2 separate regions of the Homo sapiens genome follow, and region 1 is linked to region 2. A link is an interaction called in ENCODE POLR2A ChIA-PET data of the cell type or tissue named here. Cell type or tissue: HepG2. All regions are shown on one strand. Links, peaks and the distances in the headings refer to the core of each region. The heading gives the core; the rest is flanking DNA.

What was found. ChIA-PET counts read pairs that join two places held together with the same protein. Peaks named below come from ENCODE experiments on the same cell type or tissue, not always from the same donor. Only the 100,000 strongest peaks of a DNase experiment are listed, where the experiment ranks them.
Region 1: POLR2A ChIA-PET joins it to region 2 with 21 read pairs; 12 of 35 experiments call an interaction of 5 or more read pairs at or near these places.

Annotation. Positions count from the first base shown.
Region 1 is chr9:129,591,414-129,602,044 of GRCh38, forward strand. No RefSeq gene overlaps it. Among named protein-coding and RNA genes, the nearest start is that of C9orf50, 24 kb to the right of the region's middle. RefSeq lists a silencer at 6,004-6,223 and an enhancer at 8,857-9,356. In HepG2, for the core only: no CTCF peak of the experiment used is centred there; DNase peaks (open chromatin) are centred at 5,238, 5,678 and 6,088; H3K4me3 peaks cover 1,114 bases.
Region 2 is chr9:129,454,583-129,462,917 of GRCh38, forward strand. No RefSeq gene overlaps it. Among named protein-coding and RNA genes, the nearest start is that of LINC00963, 30 kb to the right of the region's middle. RefSeq lists enhancers at 4,104-4,153, 4,530-5,051, 5,052-5,572, 5,704-6,327 and a silencer at 5,967-6,256. In HepG2, for the core only: a CTCF peak has its summit at 6,008 (motif pointing right); DNase peaks (open chromatin) are centred at 3,859, 4,301 and 5,909; H3K4me3 peaks cover 2,266 bases.

The DNA.
Region 1 (10,631 bases), core at 2,978-7,977, 140 kb after region 2:
AGTGAGCTGAGATCGCGCCATTGCACTCCAACCTGGGCAACAAGAGTGAAACTTGGTCTCAAATATATATGTGTGTGTGTGTGTGTATGTGTGTGTGTGTGTGTATATATATATATATACACACACACACACATACACATACACACAGAAAGTAGTTTGGCGGCCACAGTAGAGGCTCTTTTATTGGTGGCAGGGAGGCTTTCAGGGGGCATGAAACCATGTATCTAGCTAAAAATACAAAAAATTTCCAGACGTGGTGGCACACGCCTGTAGTCCCAGCTACTCGGAAGGCTGAGGCAGGAGAATCGCTTGAACCCGGGAGGCAGAGGGTGCAGTGAGCCAAGATCGCCCCACTGCACTCCAGCCTGGGCGACAGAGGACAGAGCGAGACTCCATCTCAAAAAAAAAAAAAAAAGATATTGGGGAATTTCTTGATTTGCTGAGGTCATTCTGGCTCATTTGTCAGCCTTGCGATTTCCTAAGGAAATATGACCCTCATTTGATTGGTGTTCCCTGCAGTGAATTATTGCCACTTTTTGGGAGCAAGGCAGCCTGTAACAAATGGCGAATGAGCTTTCCATTAACAATGGGGGTTCACTTTGTGGTGAGGAAACCGCGTTCACTCCAAATTTGGGCATTGGAATGAATGATGTTCTATGCATATTTGGAGTCAGTGTAAATATTGACCTGTTTTCCTGCTGCTAGGGTTAGGGCCCTGGTTATGGGCCTACCTGCTGGGAGGATGTGCCTGCTGGTAAGAAAGAGGCTTCTATGACTCTTCAGGGAGGGAGGACGGGGGTGTCATCACGGTATCCTTCCATGATAATATACCCTGCTGAGAAAGGAGGAACTCTGGACACACTGCTGTCTAGAAACCAGCCTGGAGCTCCCTTTATAGGTGCGTTGGTTAAATGATGGAACGTGATAAGGGAGTCATCAGTGATATCAGTGCAGGAGTGCAGGGGTGACTCTAAGAGGGGTGTTGAGGGTAAAAGGGTGGCGGTGTTAGGAGGGGAGCATTTACGGAGGGAGAGAAAGGATTGGAGAATGGCTGAGTGCAGGGTCTGGATGCGGGAAGGGGATACTGTTTGAAGTGCCCTGTGGCTGAGCATATCTTGCAAGTCATGTGATGAATAAACTTGCAGGGGTTTATAGAAGATGAAATTTTGTGCCTCTGGGATAATTAAAGAGGCTGTGGCTAAAATGTTTAGGCAAAGAGGCCAACTTTTTTTTTTTTTTTTTTTTTGAGACGGAGTTTCGCTCTTGTTGCCCAGGCTGGAGTGCAATGGCGCGATCTCGGCTCACTGCAACCTCCGCCTCCCAGGTTAAAGCGATTCTCCTGCCTCAGCCTCCCTAGTAGCTGGGATTACAGGCATGTACCACCATGCCCGGCTAATTTTGTATTTTCAGTAGAGATGGGGTTTCTCCATGTTCGTCAGGCTGGTCTCGAACTCCTGACCTCAGGGGATCTGCCCGCCTCGGCCTCCCAAAGTGTGGGGATTACAGGCATGAGCCACCGTGCCCAGCCGTGAGGCCAACTTTTATAGATAAGATCTAGCTGCTTGAAGAAGTATGCAACAGGTTGAAGAGAGTCCCCTGTGGGCTGGGCCAAAAGGCCTAAAGCTCCGTTTTGGGAGCTGTGTAAGTATAAATGGAAAGGTCGGCTGGGGTTAAGGAGACCCAAAGCAGGGGCCCAGGTTAGAGCTTGTTTTAAGCAGGACAAAGCATGATGAAGTTCAGGAGTAGGGGCAATAAGCTCAGCGAGGTTTCCCTTTGAGGCCTCATATAATGGCGTGGCAATCACTACAAAATTGGCAATCCATAGCTGGAAGTACTCCATGAGTCCCAAGAAAGAGAGACAGTCTCTTTTGGTATGAGGGAATAGGATGCTCTGGACCATCTGCTTGTGTGTTGAGGGAATTTCCCAGGTGGCAGGGGTAATCATGAGGCCCAGGTATGAAACCTTGGAGGAGGCTAATTGGGCCTTTTTTTTTTTTTGGACAGCTGGTAGCTGTACTGGGTGAGGGAGTTTAAAAGGGTAACAGTATGCTGAATAGAGAGTTCCTCTGAAGGGGAACAGAGCAGCAGATCATCTACATAGCGAAGGAGGATGGGAGGTGTTAGGCAAAGTTTAGAGAGGTCTGCTTGAAGGGCTTGTCCAAAAAAGTTGGGGGGCTGTGTCTGAAACCCTGGGGGAGGACAGTCCATGTGAGCTGTTGGGAAATGTTGGTATCTGGATCCATCTGGGTAAAAGCAAACAGGTTTTGGGAAGAAGGGTATAGAGGTATAGTGAAAAAGGCATCTTTTTTTTTTTTTTTTGAGACAGAGTCTCGCTCTGTCGCCCAGGCTGGAGTGCAGTGGCGCAATCTCGGCTCACTGCAAGCTCCGCCTCCCGGGTTCATGCCGTTCTCCTGCCTCAGCCTCCTGAGTAGCTGGGACTACAAGCGCCCGCCGCCATGCCAGGCTAATTTTTTGCATTTTTAGTAGAGACGGGGTTTCACCGTGTTAGCCAGGGTGGTCTTGATCTCCCAACCCCGTGATCCGTCCGCCTCAGCCTCCCAAAGTGCTGGGATTACAGGCGAGAGCCACTGTGCCTGGCCTGAAAAAGGCACTTTGAGGTCTAGTACTGAAAAATGACTGGTATGAGGGGGGATTCTGGAGAGGAGTGTATAGGGATTAGGAACGACTGGGTGTGTAGGGATGACAGCAGAATTGATTTGACGAAGGTCCTGGACAAGCCGGTAGGACCCATCCAGCTTCCGGACAGGGACAATAGGGGTGTTATGAGGGGAATGGGTTGGAATGAGGATGTTGGCAGCTAACAGTTGGGAGATGATGGGCTTGAGTCCCCGAAGCCTCTCAGGGCTGACAGAATACTGTTGGACTGTGATCTAATGAGAAGGATCCTTTAATGAAATTTTAATGGGGAGTGGTGGGCCGCCACGACTGCAGAATTTGTGTTGACCAAACAATAGGATTTGTTTGAGTTATAATGCTAAGGTCAGGTGTTGGCTCCTTAACTTCAGGTAGGGAGAATTTGGGTTCCTGGCATAAAAATAAGTAGGGATGGCTTTGGCCAAGAGCCCAAAGGTGGAGGAAGCCACGCAATTTGTGCAGCAGGTCTCTACTTAGAAGAGGCATGGGGCAATGTGGGATTAACAGGAAGCAATGTATGAGGGTGACGTCCCGAAAGGAACAATATAAGGGGAGTGTTTGGAGGGGAGTTTTCTGAATGCCCTTTATGCCAACAACAGAGATTAAGGAGCAAATTAGAGGTGTGGGGAACAATCTTGGCAGAGGGAAGGACGTGAGCAAAGGTAAATGAAGGAACTTCTTGCCATTTGCCATTTCGATAAATGAAGTTATCTAAATCCCTTAAAATTTGGTGGTCGAATGTGCCGTTTTCAGGCCAACGGTTGCCCTTGGCCTGAGGCCAGGCAGTATTGCAAAAGAATATAAGGCACTTTACTTTAATGTCCCCCTTTATACCGAGTTTAGAAAGGTTACAAATCAGGAAACCTAGAGGGGAGGAAGGAGTAATTTGAGATTGATTGGAGCCCATTGAGATTTGGCAAGGAAAGGCCAGGGGTGTCTGCCGTTAGACTAGGCATCCCCAGAAAAAGGGCAGAGACGGGAGATCCTCTCAAGAGGAGGTAGACTGAGGGGAAAGGTCAGGCATCCCTGAACGTCACCCTCCCAAGGTCTCTGATGGTCCTAATGGTCCCCAGGAGACCGGGACTGCGGACCTGAGTCTCCTGGGTAGCACAGGAGAGACAGGTGGGGGCAAACCTTACTAATTAGTGTCTGGTGTTGGATGTTTTAGAAGGAACCAGCAAAGGACCTCTCAAACTGGAGCCGTTGGGGAGAAACAGAAAGTAAATTGCCCAGATCCAGCGGTTGGAGGCAAAATTCTGGGTCCGGGAGTTTTGAGAACCCATCCAGGGGTAGCCCTGGCCACAGCCTCGAAGTCCTCTCCTGTCACTCAATTACCTCATGCAAATCACTTTTAAAAAAGAGGAAGAGTTGAGGGACTAGGCGGGAAGCCAGAGAACCCTCAGGATCCAGGAATTAGCCAGGGATGAGCTGTCGGGGCCCACTGCTTCCTGGGTTGCAAGAGTTCTCAGCCCCAAGACTCATCCCGGGGTTTGGCAGCAAGTATTGGAATAGAAAGATGAAGGAAAGAAGAGGCAAGAAGGCAGTTCTACAGTGGAGATGGATTTATTAAGAGTAAACCTGAGAAGGGCTTCTGGCCAGCAGGCTCAGGAGCAAGCTTCTCATATAGCCTGAGGCTTTTTAAAGGGCCTGGTTGGGGAAGTGTGCTTTTTTTTTTTTTTTTTTGAGACAGAGTTTCACTCCTGTTGCCCAGGCTGGAGTGCAATGGTGGGATCTCAGCTCACTGCAACCTCCGCCTCCCAGGTTCAAGCAATTCTCCTGCCTCAGCCTCCTGAGTAGCTGGGATTACAGGCGCCTGCCACCACACCCAGCTAATTTTTTTGTATTTTTAGTAGAGACCTGGTTTCACCATGTTGGCCAGGCTGGTCTTGAACTCCTGACCTCAGGTTATCTGCCCACCACAGCCTCCCAAAGTGCTGAGATTACAGGCATGAGCCACCGCGCCCAGCCCGGAAGTGTGCTTTGAGGAAAGATTCTATGTGGAGGAGTTGGGGAAGTGCTGGCTGGTTGTGACTGTTGGGGACTTTGTGAGGTTCTGCTGCAGTTACAGCCTTATGCTCTGTTGAAGCTATGGGCAGGGTTGACATTTGCGGACAGTTTTGAGACATGGAAACTTGATACTTTTAAGATGGTGGAGACTTGTGAAGATGGCGGCACTCTTGTCCTATTAGACACAGCCTGTTGGGGGCCCCTCTCTCTTGGCTCCTCAGGGGCCAGCATGGCCACCTCAATCCCACCAGCTTCGAGACCTCAACTTCTCTGTGGGCCTCAGTGTCCTCATCTGCAACTTGGAACAAAAACTCTGTCCTCAGCCAGCAGCCCTGGGGAGCTGGGAGAAACCAGGCAATCAGCCCACTAGGTGGGCAGAGGAGAGGGTTCCAGGAGACAGCTGCAAAGCCTCCTGGGACTCTGAGGACAGAGAACCCTGGGGGTGGGGCTGGAGCTTTCTAGGGGCTGCCAGTGGTTGAACCCAAGGGCCGAGGCGGCAGCTGGGGGCCCTCTGCAGTGAGGAGGAGGTCCCGGCTGGAGGTCGGGAGAGGGGTCACCCAGCTTTGCAATCTGATGGGCAGGGAGGAGAAAGAGGCTATGGTGCGCCTGCATGGGTGCATTGGAAGCTATAAGGCTCCAGTGCGCGGGGCCGATGGGCTCTAGGACCCTGGAATTCTCTCAGCACCCGCCCACACACTGACCAGTCCCCAAGGCTTATTAGTATTGTGATCGCTATTATCGAAGGACCCCCTCTCCCTGTCTCCTGCGCCCACCCACAGCTGTCCAGACTGGGGGATGCGAGGATGCCCTCCAGGTGTCCACAGCTGGGGTTCTGGGCCAGGGATTACCAGAGTCTGAGCAGCCTTGGGGGACGCTGAGGCAGGGGGCCGGGGAGGAGGGCACCCGGGAAGAGGGTAGGGCAGGAGGTTTATGGGAGGCCCCACAGGAAGAGAGGACGCCCTTCCCTCCCATCCCCCGCAGGGAGGAGCTGAGGCTGGAGCCTGGGAGGGGAAGATGGGAAAGGCGCTCCTGGCAGAAGGAACAGCGTGTGCTAAGGCCGGAGTGAGGCAGTAGCTGAGAAGCAGTTCTGTCTGGCCAAGGGGCCAGGAGGGAGGAAGAAACGGGTGGCGCGCAGGGCACCCACGGCAGGGCCTTGAATGCCGGGATAACTCATTCCTCGCTCCTAGCGCGGGGCTGGGCCGCCCTTGGGCCCTGGGGAGGGCGTCAGGCGGGACCCTTTGTCCCTCCCTCCGCCCCCTCCCCTTCACTCTCCCCTTTCTCCCCCTCCCGCCCCTCCCCTCCTCCTCCCCGCTCTCCCCGGCCCTGTCCCGGGAAGGCTGGACCGGCCCGCGGCTTGCCCTTTCAAGTCGGCCTCCCGGAGTCTCCGGAGCCGTCCGAGCGCTGGGGCCGCTGGCGCGGACTTCAAAGCCCGCCGCCCCCAGCCAGATCCGGTTGCGGGTGGGGCGGGCGAGCTGGGAGGGAGGCGGGTTTCGGTGGATTCCCCTTTCATCCCGCGGCTGCAGCCGGGCGCAGACCTCGGGGAGGCCCGGCGCGTCCCCGCTGGGCAAGTCCCTGCAGGGCAGCGACCGGGAACGGAGGGCTGGGGACGCCACGAGGCCGCGCCGCAGGGCGGGGGAGGCCTGAACCCAGACTGGGGGCTTCGGACCCGCCTGCGCTGTGGGACCTCAGGCCAGCGCCTACCTGTCGCTGGGCCTCAGCTTTCCTGAATGCCCTACTCCCTGCCCAGGACTCCTCTGGGGAGGGGCATTCGGGAACATTCAGTGGCCCTTGGACAGCTGAGATAGGAACAGGAAGCTAAGCTGGGAGCCCGGGCTCTCCTTGGGGTACCTGCCCGACCCCACCCATCCCACCGGAGAGGAACCGCTTCCTGCATCAGCCAAGCCCTGCCCGCAGTGTAACCCGTGGTCCAGCCTGGCCCTCTCTGGGCCTCAGCTTCCTGGAAGGCTGAGGGGGTGGCGGCTGAATGCCCTCCCTCCGGGTTGAGGTGTAGCGCATTCCTTCTTGCCGTCCTGTTTCCCGGTCCCTAAAGTAAGGGTGGAGGGAAATGGCTCTCCCTTTCTGGTGTAACCATAAGGAAGTGGCTGCCTGACATTCTGTAGCCGTCCGCGTGCCCCATCCAAGCCCCACAGAGCCCTGTGTGTAGATTAAGAACATCCTTTTTTTAGGTGAACAGCCTGAGGCAGAGGGGGTGTCGCTTGCCCCAGGTCTCAGCTGGCAGGAAAACTGGGACTTGACACAAAGTTACTTGGGCTTTCCTCCACCTTCCTCCCTGCCCGTGGTCCCCACTGATTGCAAAACAGTCATAGGGGAGGTGAGTCCAGGCTGGGAATTTGGAAAGCAGACACTGACATAACGTGGGGTGCAGGCGCAGGAGTAGTATCACCCCCGCTTTACAGACCCAGAAACGGACACCGAGAGGTTGCGAAGCCAGACAAGGGGCAGAGCTGGGTATTGACGCAGATTTTTGGGGCCCCAGAGACTTGAGGTTTAGCCACTGCCTCTGGGGTGAGAGGGGCAGGGCACTTACTGTGTGTCAGGCCCAGGCTGGGAAGCATCTTGATCAACACAAGAACCCCAGCTGGGAGGTGGTGGTGTAGGAAAGGGGTCCAGATCCAGACCCCAAGAGAGGGTTCTTGGATCTCTCGCAAGAAAGAATTCAGGGTGAGTCCATAAAGTAAAAGCAAGTTTATTAAGAAAGTAAAGGAATAGGCCGGGCATGGTGGCTCATGCCTATAATCCCAGCACTTTAGGAGGCCGAGGTGTGCGGATCACGGGGTCAAGAGATCGAGATCATTCTGGCCAACATGGTGAAACCCCATCTCTACTAAAAAATACAAAAATTAGCTGGGCGTAGTGGTGCGCGCCTGTAGTCCCAGCTACTCGGGAGGCTGAGGCTGGAGAACAGCTTAAACCTGGGAGGCGGAGGTTGCGGTGAGCCAAGATCACACCACAGCACTCCAGCCTAGCAACAGAGCGAGACTCCGTCTTAAAGAAGAAGAAGAAAAAAAAAAAAAGTAAAGGAATAGGCCAGGCACGGCGGCTCACCCCTGTAATCCCAGCACTTTGGGACGCTGAGGTGGGCAGATCACCTGAGGTCGGGAGTTTGAGATCAGCCTGGCCAACATGGAGAAATCCCATCTCTACTAAAAATACAAAAATTAGCCAGGCATGGTTGCATGTGCCTGTAATCCCAGCTACTCAGGAGGCTGAGGCAAGAGAATGGCTTGAACCCAGGAGGCGGAGGTTGCAGTGAGCTGAGATCGCACCACTGCACTCCAGCCTGGGCGACAGAGCAAGACTCTGTCTCAAAAGAATGACTACACCATAGAGCAGCGCTGAGGGCTGCTGGTTGCCCATTTTTATGGTTATTTCTTGATGATATGCTAAACAAGGGGTGGATTATTCATGTCTCCCCTTTTTAGACCATATAGGGTAACTTCCTGTCATTGCCATGGCATTTGTAAATTGTCATGGCGCTGGTGGGAGTCTAGCAATGAGGACAACCAGAGGTCACTCTGGTTGCCATCTTGGTTTTGGGGGGTTTGGCCAGCTTCTTAACTGCAACCTGTTTTATCAGCAATGTCTTTATAGCCTGTATTTTGTGCCGACCTCCTATCTCATCCTGTGACTTAGAATGCCTTAACCGTCTGAGAATGCAGCAGCCCAGTAGGTCTTGCCTCATTTTACCCAGCCCCATTCAAGATGGAATTGCCCTGGTTCAGACACCTCTGACAGTGATACGACCATTGCGCAGGCCTGGGACTGAGACACAGAGAAGTGAATGGTGAGGCCAGGCACAGTGGCTCATGCCTGTAATCCCAGCACTTTGGGAGGCCGAGGCGGGTGGATCACCTGATGTCAGCGGTTCGAGACCAGCCTGGGCAACATGGTGAAACCCCATTGCTACTAAGAATACAAAAATTAGGCCAGGTGCAGTGGCTTACGCCTGTAATCCCAGCACTTTGGGAGGCCAAAGCAGGTGAATCACCTGAGGTCAGGAGTTCAAGACCATCCTGGCCAACATGATGAAACCCTGTCTCTAATGAAAATACAAAAATCAGCCACTCGTGGTGGCAGGCACCTGTAATCCCAGCTACTCTGGAAGCTGAGGCAAGAGAATCACTTGAACCGGGGAGGTGGAGGTTGCTGTGAGCCGAGATCGCACCACTGCACTCCAGCCTGGGCGACAGAGCGAGACTCCATCTCAAAACAAACAAACAAAAAAATTAGCTGGGCGTGGTGGCACGCCCCTGTAATCCCAGCTACTCTTGAGGCTGAGGCAGGAGAATCACTTGAACCAGGGAGGTGGCAGTTGCAGTGAGCTGAGATCACACCACTGCACTCCAGCCTGGCGACAGAACGAGACTCCATCTCAAATAAAAAGTAAATGGTGGGCCCCAGTCTCACCAGAAGTGACTGAGTCAGAATTGGAACCCAGTCTGCCTGGCTCCTATGCCCCTGCACTTGATTTAGAGCTTTGCCCAAAGAGAGCTGTACTGCTTACCCACTCGCACCAAACACTGCATGGTTCCAGAGCCCTGGAAGGGTGTCTCTGCGTGGGGCCTAATCTGCCAAGAGGGGGCAGTTTTAACGGGCTTCCAGCATGATGCTGAATGTACCCAGGCTGGTGGGCTGGGACAAGTGCCCAGGTATCTAGCAGATGCCGCCCCAGCCCAGAGATTTAAAATTCCTCCCTGGAAAAATCAGATAATCAAAGAAGTCAAATACCGTGAAATGAATGTGATCCCTGCCAGAAGCCCAGAGGGAACATCTGAGAAACACTGCATTGCAAGTGCAGGCACGGGACCCTCCCCCTTGCCGTATAGGCAGGGAAACTGAGGCACGGTATGTGGCAGGGAGATGTTCACAGATAGGATCCCCATCCCTTTGCGCAGCGTTCATTCAGGGCCTTCTCTGTGGCAGGCTCTGTGTTAGGGACCTGTCCAGTCTCTGCATTCTTGGAGCTCAGGGGCTACTGAGTATGGTCCATGTGTGCCAGCAATGCCACCACTGTTCCGTCCTGATTGTGGTAAGTGCCACACAAGGAGAACTGTGGGGAGCTGGTTTCATTTGGAAGAGCTTCCCTGAGGAGGTGACATCTGAGATCTGATGTTAAGTGGGAACCCGTGAAGCTGGTAGGAGAGCATTCTGGGTAGAGAGGAGGGCATGTGCAAAGGCCCTGGGGTGTGAAGGAGTTTGGCTCAGGAGCTAAAGGAGAAGCCAGAGGCCTACTGCAGAGTGTGAGGGGAAGCACAGAGGGGGAAGAAGGAGAGAGGAGGGAGGAGGCAGAGGGGCCGGGGCCTTGGGGCTCAGAGGAGTCCCCAGGACTTCAGTGCTGGGGTGCCGGGGGGAGGGACAAGCAGGGGGAGTCAAGGCTGGCAACCAGGAATCCTGCCGGACGGACGTGCTCAGGGACACCCCAGGACTGCAAACCCCAGGAGAGTCCTGACTGGGAACAGGAGAGCAGAGGGAGCGGTCTCCAGTCTTGCTCTAAAGCCGGCTCTGTTCTCTCCTAAAAGAAAAAGGAGATCAAAAGGAAAATTTGCAAGTTAGATTTACCCTCAATTCTATTAAACCACCAAAAACTGTCGATAAATAATATTAAGGTCTTTTTTTCTTTTTGAGACGGAGTCTTTGTCACCCAGGCTGGAGTGCAGTGGCATGATTTCGGCTTACTGCAACCTCCGCCTCCTGGGTTCAAGCAATTCTCCTGCCTCAGCCTCCCAAGTAGCTGGGATTACAGGCATGAGCCACCCTGCCCGGCCCATAATATTAGGGTCTTAACTCCACAAACGCTAGAAATTTCAGCCTGGAAGGCCCATGGAGGCCATTCCCTGTCCTCCCAGCATTGGGGATGCGGGAGGGGAGCCAAGAGGCTCTGGGTGGGAAGGTCTGGCCGGGTCTGTTCAGCCAGTGGGCCCCTCCCCATCCTTCTTGGGCAGGCCCCC
Region 2 (8,335 bases), core at 3,336-8,335:
GTGGGTGGAGGAGGTGGTGTGTGGCAGTGGTGGGTGGTGGAGGCGGTGGGTGGCGGAGGTGGAGGTGGTGGATGGCAGTGGTGGGTGGAGGTGGTGGGTGGCAGAGGTGGCAGTGGTGGGTGGTGGAGGTAGTGGGTGGCAGGGTGGATGAATGGAAAGGAGACAAGGTTGGCTCAGGCAGGCTGAGGTTTGCCCTATCTCTCCATCCCCCCACCATGGATTGGCAGAATGAGTAGGAATCTTTCTCTCCTGACTCCTCCTCAGACCCCTCAGCTTCCTCAGGGCACACCCTACACTGGATGGGACCCACTGGGCACTGCAGCCGGAGATGTAACTGGCACCAGGAACCTCCCTCCATCTTATCCGTGTCCCACAACTCTTCACCCGTGGGTGTCTTTTTGCCGACTGGTCTGATTACTGGCGAGAACCTGGTGTTTGGGGATGAAAGAAGTTCAGGTCTCCTCTACACATCCATTTTCTTCCTTCGTCCTTTCTCACCTTCTGCCTCCTCCTCCTCCTCCCATGTCTTTCCAGCAAAGCACAGGATACCCAGATGGCTTGGGCCAGGTTGAAGGCACAGCCATAGCCAGCAACCAGCCACCCGAGCCCTGCTGCCTTCGGCCCCAGCTGGCCCAGCCAGCGCGGGTCCCTGCTGCCTGGTGCCCACCCCACCCACCCGGCAGCTCCGATTTTCAGCTTGGGTTTGATCGGCTGCCAGGATCTCCCAAATGTCAGCTGCAACGTTAGCATCTTTAAGAGAGCGCCCGAGGCGATCTTTAAGCTGGGAGGCTGGGGCCCCATGCTGATGAGAGGAGTCTGCTCTGAGCTGACAGCTCTGCCTCCTGCCTCCCCAGCCTCGGTTCTGGGAGCCTGTGGCCCCCACTCCTTCAGGCTGGACGGCAGCAGGACTCTTTTTTGAGCCTGGGTGAAGCAGGGCTTTGCCAGCTGAGATCAGTCCCTACAGCAGCCCGCACCAGGGAGCCCCAAGGAGGAGGGGAGAGGCCTAACCCAGAGAGGGAGTGGATGCATATTTGTTAACTGAATGGCTGCATGAACCTCCAAAGCTGCCTTAGAGGCGAGTGCTGATGGCACTTTCTGCCCTGCCATCACCTTCAGGGGGAGATGCTCAGGGTGGGGACACAGGCAAAGGTGCCAAACTCTGGAGTCAGACCGAGGGGCCGGGGCTGGTGTCCCAGATCTAGCCTGTGGGAGCTGTGTGACCTTGGAGAAGTTGCCGGCCCTCTCTGAGCCTCAGCTTCCCCATCGGTGAAGCGTGTGTGCTAGGGGATAGAATGCCAGCTGCATAGAGTTGTTGGGGAATCCAGTGAGATGAAGAGATGGGAACACCTGCTACCTTGCAGACACATAGTAAGTACTCAAGGAAGTCAGTCCCTTCCTCTTCCCCCCTCCCTTCCCTCTCCTCCCCTGCCCTTCCTTCTCCTCCCCCAGGGCTTTCTATGCCCTGTCACTGAAGGGCTGAAGCGCTCTCACTGTTTAAAGCCTCCATGTTTTCCCTTCCAACCCTCAGAAGGACAGGAGCGATTATTCTTATTCTGTTGTCAAGGGCCACACAGCAGGTTGGAAGCAGATGTGGAGGCTGCCCAGTTCCAGACCAGCTTGTCCTGCTAGTGCCTGGTCCCAGGACTGGCTCAGGTGCCCATGGCATGCTCCCCTGTGCCCTGATAATCGATGTCCTTTTGCAGGGTGGTGAGGCTCTGAGAGTGAGCTAGTGGCTTGTTCTTTTTCCACATTTTTGAGGCCTCTATCTTGGGGCTGAAATACCCAGGTGGAGAAGTGAGTGACTCCGGAAAGGAAGGAAAGAAAAGAACCCAGAGTCTAATTCCCACCCAAGTGGAGGTGAGGCGGGAAGAAGGGGGGCTTGACCCTCTTACGTGGGAGTTGCAGCCTTGGTGGGACCTGTCAGAACTGGTGTGCTAAGCCAGGGGTGGGAGTCAGTGACTTCCACAGGGACAGTATCAGCAGTCAGCTCACAGAAGCATATGTTTCAGAACCAAAAGGTGTAGGAGCAAGGCTCAGAATAAAAATAAAATGAATGGATGGTGGGCAGTGGTAGGTGGATGGATGGAAACATGCGTGGATTGAGAATGGGTGAATGGGTGATGGTTGGCTGGATGGATGGATGATGGATGGGTGGGTGAATGGAGGGTGGATGGCTGTATGAGTGGGTGGTGAGTGGATGAGTGTGTGGAAGGGTGAGTGCATAGATAGGTGGATGGATGGGTAGATGGATGGATGGATGAGTAGATGGGTGGATGGATGGATGGACGGATGGATGGATGAGTGGAGGGATATGGGTGGGTGGTGAGTAGATGAATGTGTGGATGGGTGGGTACATAGACAGATGGTTGAATGGATGGATGGTGGATGAATGATGGATGGGTGGGTGGTGTGAGTGGATGCATGTCTGGATGGATGGGTGCATAGATAGGTGAATGGATGGGTGGATATGTGGATGGATGAGTGGATGGATGGATGGATGGATAGATGGGTGAGTGGAGGGTGGATGACTATATGGGTGGGTGGTGAGTGGATGAATGTGTGGATGGGTAGGTATATGAATGGATGGATGGATGGATGAGTAGATGGGTGGATGGATGGATGGATGGGTGAGTGGATGGATGGGTGGATGAATGGATGAGTAGATGGATGGATGGATGAGTGGGAGGGTATATGGATGGACGGATGGATGGATGGATGGATGAGTGGAGGGTGGATGACTATATGGGTGGGTGGTGAGTGGATGAATGTATGGATGAGTGGGTATATGGATGGGTGGATGGATGGATGAGTAGATGGGTGCGTGGATGGATGGATGAGTGGACGGAGGGGTGGATGAATGGATGAGTAGATGGGTGGATGGTTGGATGGATAGATGGATGGATGGATGGATGATGGATGAGTGGATGGATGTGTAGATGGGAAGATGGATTGGTGAGTGAGGTCTTGGATAGTTGGGTGGTGAGTGGATAAGTGAACGGACGGGTGGATAGAAGGGTGGGTGGATGGATGGATCAGCAGATGGATCAGCAGATGAGTGGGTGGAGGGGCAGATACATGGATGGGAGGATGGGCGGATAAATAAGTAGGCAGGTGGAGGTAGCACTGGCATACAGCAAAGAGCACACTGTTTGAGACTCAGAATTCTATTCATAGCAAAATCCGACATGGAAAACATCCACACTCCTGAATCTGGAAAAATCTGGCTGATACAAGTCGGGTTGAGACCATCTCTAAGGTCAAGGAAAAGTGGATTCTGATCCTAGTTCTCATGCTTGGTTCTGTGAGATCTGAGGCAAGTCACCACATCTCCCTAAGCCTCATTTTTTTCTATCTGAAAACGGATATAATAGCAGCATTCACCTTCCAGGATAGCCAGGACATCCTATGATAAAACGCATGTGGGTCTGGCGTGGTGGCTCATGCCTATAATCCCAATACTTTGGGAGGCCATAGCAGGAGGATCACTTGAACCCAAGAGTTTGAGACCAGCCTGGGCAACATAGGAAGACCCTATCTCTACAAAAAATTAAAAACAAAACAAAACAAAACAAAAGTCCCAGCTACTCGGGAGGCTGAGGTGGGAGGGTTGTGTAAACCTGCGAGGTTGAGGCTGCAGTGAGCCGTGATCATGCCACTGCACTCCAGCCTGGGTGACAGAGCCCGACCCTGTTTCAAAACAAAACAAAACAAAAACCACATGTGAGGCCCAGAGCAGGGCTTTGCGGGTGCTCAGGGAGGCAGAGTGGCTCTTGCTATCACCTCGATCCCTTGATCCAAACCACTCCTGCTTGTACAAACAAGTGTCACTTGTCCAAAAGCCTGGGTGCACAAAGGTTTCCCACAAAGGGAAGCTTCCAGAGAGTCAAGAACCCTGGGGAACAGGCAGGCTCACAGCCACGGCTGCTGCCTCCAGTGCGGTCGTTCTGTGGCCTGAGAGCGTCACGTGCTCCTCATCCTGGACCATCAGGGGCTGGCGCACCCATCAACAGCTGGGTGACCCTGGACCAGTGGCTTCACGCCCCTGGTCTTGGTGTCCTCACCTGTGAAACACGGGCCTGAGAGTTACCGAGGAGCTATGCAGTTTGTCTCCATATCACCATCTGGCTTGCCCCTAAGCCCCCTTTCGCCCCCTACCCCCACAGGGGCGAGGTCAGCACCCTCTGCAGCTGGAGCTTTGAATGTGGAAGCCTGGGGGAGGTTCTGGGGCTGACATGGGTGCTGAGCTGGGATGAAAGCACAGAACGCCTGGGGGGAGCCCCTCTCCCTCTCCCAGACTTTGCTCCCAACCCGTCCTGAGCTCCCCTGCTGGAGCCTCGAGGCAGGCCGAACTTTGCAGCCCTGTCTGCCCACGGTCCCTCCTGCTGTGACTCCCTGCAGCCTGCATTTCATAGTCAGTAGTGGGGGTGGGGGATCCTTGCTGTGGGCTGGAGAAGTCATGGGGCCCTCCTCACAGTGGAGCCTTAAGAGATTGCCCCTATAGCCCCTGCCCCCGGGGGACCCCGGATGCTTCGCTGATCCAAGGGGCACCCACAGAGTCCATGGAAGATTAGGCAGCCCCAGTGACGAGGTTGTTGGATCTGTGCCACTCAGACCTGAGCTCGGGAGAGGTGCCCGTGCAGAGGGGGTAGGATGGAGGTGCCCCAGGGGCAGCAACAACAGAAGGTCCCAGCTCCCTCCAGCCCTGGGCTACTTCCTCTCCTTCCCCAACGGCTGCAGACTCTGGTTAAAATGGCACCTCCGCCATCTGTCGTCCCTCCCCCACCCCGTGGGCACGGCTGTGACGGGGGGCTGGCTGGCCTCGTAAACAGGCGGCTGGCGGGTCCCCAGGGCCGGCGGGTGATAGGGCTTGTGCTGGCACCGAGGCCCAGCCAAGAGCTGGAGCCGGAGAGGCCCCAGGGCGGCCGAGCTGGGGGGGGTAGGCAGGATACCAGGTAGCAGGAAGGTTTCCGCGCCTGAGGGGGCCTGGGTGGTGCCCCAGCTACCTGGCCGCTCCGGGACCTGTGGGGCCCCTTCTCCTAAGTATGCCCACCCCATCCCCAGCATCTCCAGTCCCGGCCCTCTCACATTCGCCTCACCGCGCTTCTGCTGCGCTTAGAGAATCTTAAATCAACACTGGGGTGTGAGAAGCTCCATGGAGCCCCCTAACTCCCCCGCCACTGCAGCGTACACCATGCCGTGGGGATCCTTGCTTTACAACCAGGGAAACTGAGGCCAGAGATCAGGGAGGTGGGAAGGCTGGGCGTGGACCAGAACTTTCCTCCACCTGGTTGCCAGCTAGTGGCGGTTGTGGGGTGAGGGGCTGTCCCAGGGGCCAAGCTCGGGGCCCTGACACTGTAAACAAGCCTCCCAGCCTCAGTTTTTCCATCTGGGGAATGGTGGAATCAAGGCGGCTGCGGAGGCGGGAGGGCTGTCCTGTGAGCCAGAGAGCACTGGGGACCTGCCGTTCTCTCACAGTCCCCTCACCTCTCCACGAGGGAGGACTCGGGGGAGCATCCCGGGAGGGGCTAGGGGTGGGCGCCAGGGGTGCCTGGGAGGGAATCTGTCCGGGTCAGTTCCCTGGCTACCCCTCCCTCCCCCTACCACGGTGCTGCCGGCCGCCCCCTCCTCTCTCCCGCCTTCTGACTGCCAGCTCCTCCCCGCAAAGCCCTCAGACCCCAGCTGCAGGGATTTACAGCTTTGACCAGCAGCTCAGCCTCCCCCTGCTCCTCCTCCCTCCTCCCCCGCCTGCATCTCCCCCCTCCAGCCTCCCTCCCTCCTCCTCTCCATCTTTCCCCTCCATTCTCCTCCTCCCTCCTCCTCCCCCCTCTCTCCTCCCCTCCCTTCCTCCCTCCGCCCTCCCGCTCCCTCCCTCCCGCTCTCCGGGGGAAGAAAGGTCACCGTGCAGCTGATTACTCAGAGCTCAGTTGCTGTAGCAACCGGCGGGGGAAGTGGGACAGGCTGGCTTTGAGGACGCGCGAGGTCGGCCGCGGGCGGCTGGAGCCGGCGCGGGCCTCTGTGCGCCGCGAGAGGGAGGCCGCCTGCAGCCCGGCTGCTCGGCCGCCGCGGGCCCGGCTCCGGGGGTTCAGTTTTAATGAAGAATCCCTGCTCCCTTCTCGCGCCCCTCCCGCTTTCTGCCCACCTCCCTGGGGTCTGGAAGGAGAGGGTCGCCCCTCCCCGCTTTGGCTGCTAAACTCTCTGGCTCTCCCCCCGGCCGCTGCCTGGGTTCTGGTGGCTTCCTTCCTCCTCCTTGTCTGTCGGAGCTCAAGGGACAAGCCCTTTCCCTGGCGCGTGCCTGGTGAAACCCTCGCACCCTTCCCCACCCCCACAAGCCTTTGGCATGGCCTGGGAGACTCCGGGCATCTTCAACCCAGCCAGGGACAAGGGTCCGCGGAGGGTCTGGAGCCCCTCGTGGGCCTGGTGCCCACGGAGTGCCCACCCCTGCCCTCCAGGAGCCCCTGGGAAGGCAGCACTCTGTTCAAGGAGGAAGCCAGACCCAGCTACAAGGGAGGGACCCTCGGCTGATGCAAAGAGGCCGGAGCCCGCATCCCAGCACCGCCCCCGCCGGCTGTCTGCTGGTTCCTTCTCCAAGGCCTTCAGAGAGGATCCCTGAAGCTTGGCAGGGACAGACACAGGTTCTGGAGTGGGCTGGGCCTGAGTTCAAATCCCACACTCCAGTGGGACCCTCATCCACCGCTGATAGGAATGAGAAGTGGTTCGACTACTTTTGGAAAACATTTGGCACTTTTAAAAAAGTTGAACATACTCTTACCACGGATCTGACCATGGCACTCCGAGGCTTTTATCTCCAAGAAATGAAATCTCCACCGGCGCAGTGGCTCATGCCTGTAATCCCAGCACTTTGGGAGGCTGAGGCGGGCGGATCTCTTGAACCCAGGGGTCCAAGACCAGTCTAGGCAACATAGTGAGACCCTGTCTTTACAAAATATTTAAAGACTGGACGGGCGCGGTGGCTCATGCCTGTAATCCCAGCACTTTGGGAAGCCGAGACGGGCGGATCACGAGGTCAGGAAATCGAGACCATCCTGGCTAACACGGTGAAACCCCGTCTCTACTAAAAATACAAAAAATTAGCTGGGCATGGTGGTGGGTGCCTGTAGTCCCAGCTACTCTGGAGGCTGAGGCAGGAGAATGGCCTGAACCCGGGAGGTGGAGCTTGCAGTGAACAGAGATCATGCCACCGCACTCCAACCTGGGCGACAGAGCGAGAGTCTAAAAAAAAAAAACATATATGTATATATATATGCCGGGTGTGGTGGCTCACGGCTGTAACCTCAGCACTTTGGGAAGCCAAGGCAGGTGAATCACCTGAGGTCAGGAGTTCAAGACCAGCCTGGCCAACACGGTGAAACCCCATCTCTACAAAAAATACAAAAATTAGCCAGGCATGGTGGTGCATGCCTGTAATCCCAGCTACTTGGGAGGCAGAGACAGGAGAATCGCTTGAATCTGGGAGGCGGAGGTTGCAGTGAACCGAGATCATGCCACTGCACTCCAGCCTGGGCAGCAAGGGCGAAACTCCGTCTCAATTAAAAAAAAAAAAAAAAAGAATTAGCCAGGCATGGTGGTGCACACCTGTAGTCCCAGCTACTCAGGAGGCCGAGGTGAGAGGATCGCTTGAGCCAGGGAGGTTGAGGCCGCAGTGAGCCAAAATTACGCCACTGTACTCCAGCCTGGGCGACAGAGCGAGACCATGTCTCAAAAAAAAAAAAGAAAGAAAAGAAAAGAAAAGAAAAGAAAGAAAAAGAAAACAATGAAACTCACCTCCACACAGAGCCTTGCACATGAGTGTTCACAGCAGCTTTATTTGTAAAAGGCGGAAACTGGAGACAGCACAGTGTTGCTCCGTCCCGCAGGCAAAGGGAGCAACAGGTTGTGGCACATCCGTCCCATGGAAGGCGACTCACCAACAGGAACGACCGTGCACACAGCACCACAGCACCATGACCAGGAGAGGAGCCGGAACAACCGTGCACACAGCACCACAGCACCATGACTGGGAGAGGAGCCGGCAGCCACCAGCAAGGCATGGGGGATTGTGTCGGTGTGAAGTCCCGGAAGATGCGTGCGAGTCGGTAATGACAGAAAGCAGCTCTGTGGTTGCCTGGGGATGCTGGGGTCCAGGAAGGACTACAAATTGGCAATGGGAAACTTTTTCTTTCTTTTCTTTTCTTTTTTTTTTTTTTTAAGACAGGGTCTCACTGTCGCCCATGCTGGAGTGCAGTAGCGCAGTCATAGCTCACTGTGACACCTTCATCTCCTGGCTTCAGGTCTCAGCCTCCCAAGTAGCTGGGATCATAGACACATGCCACCATGC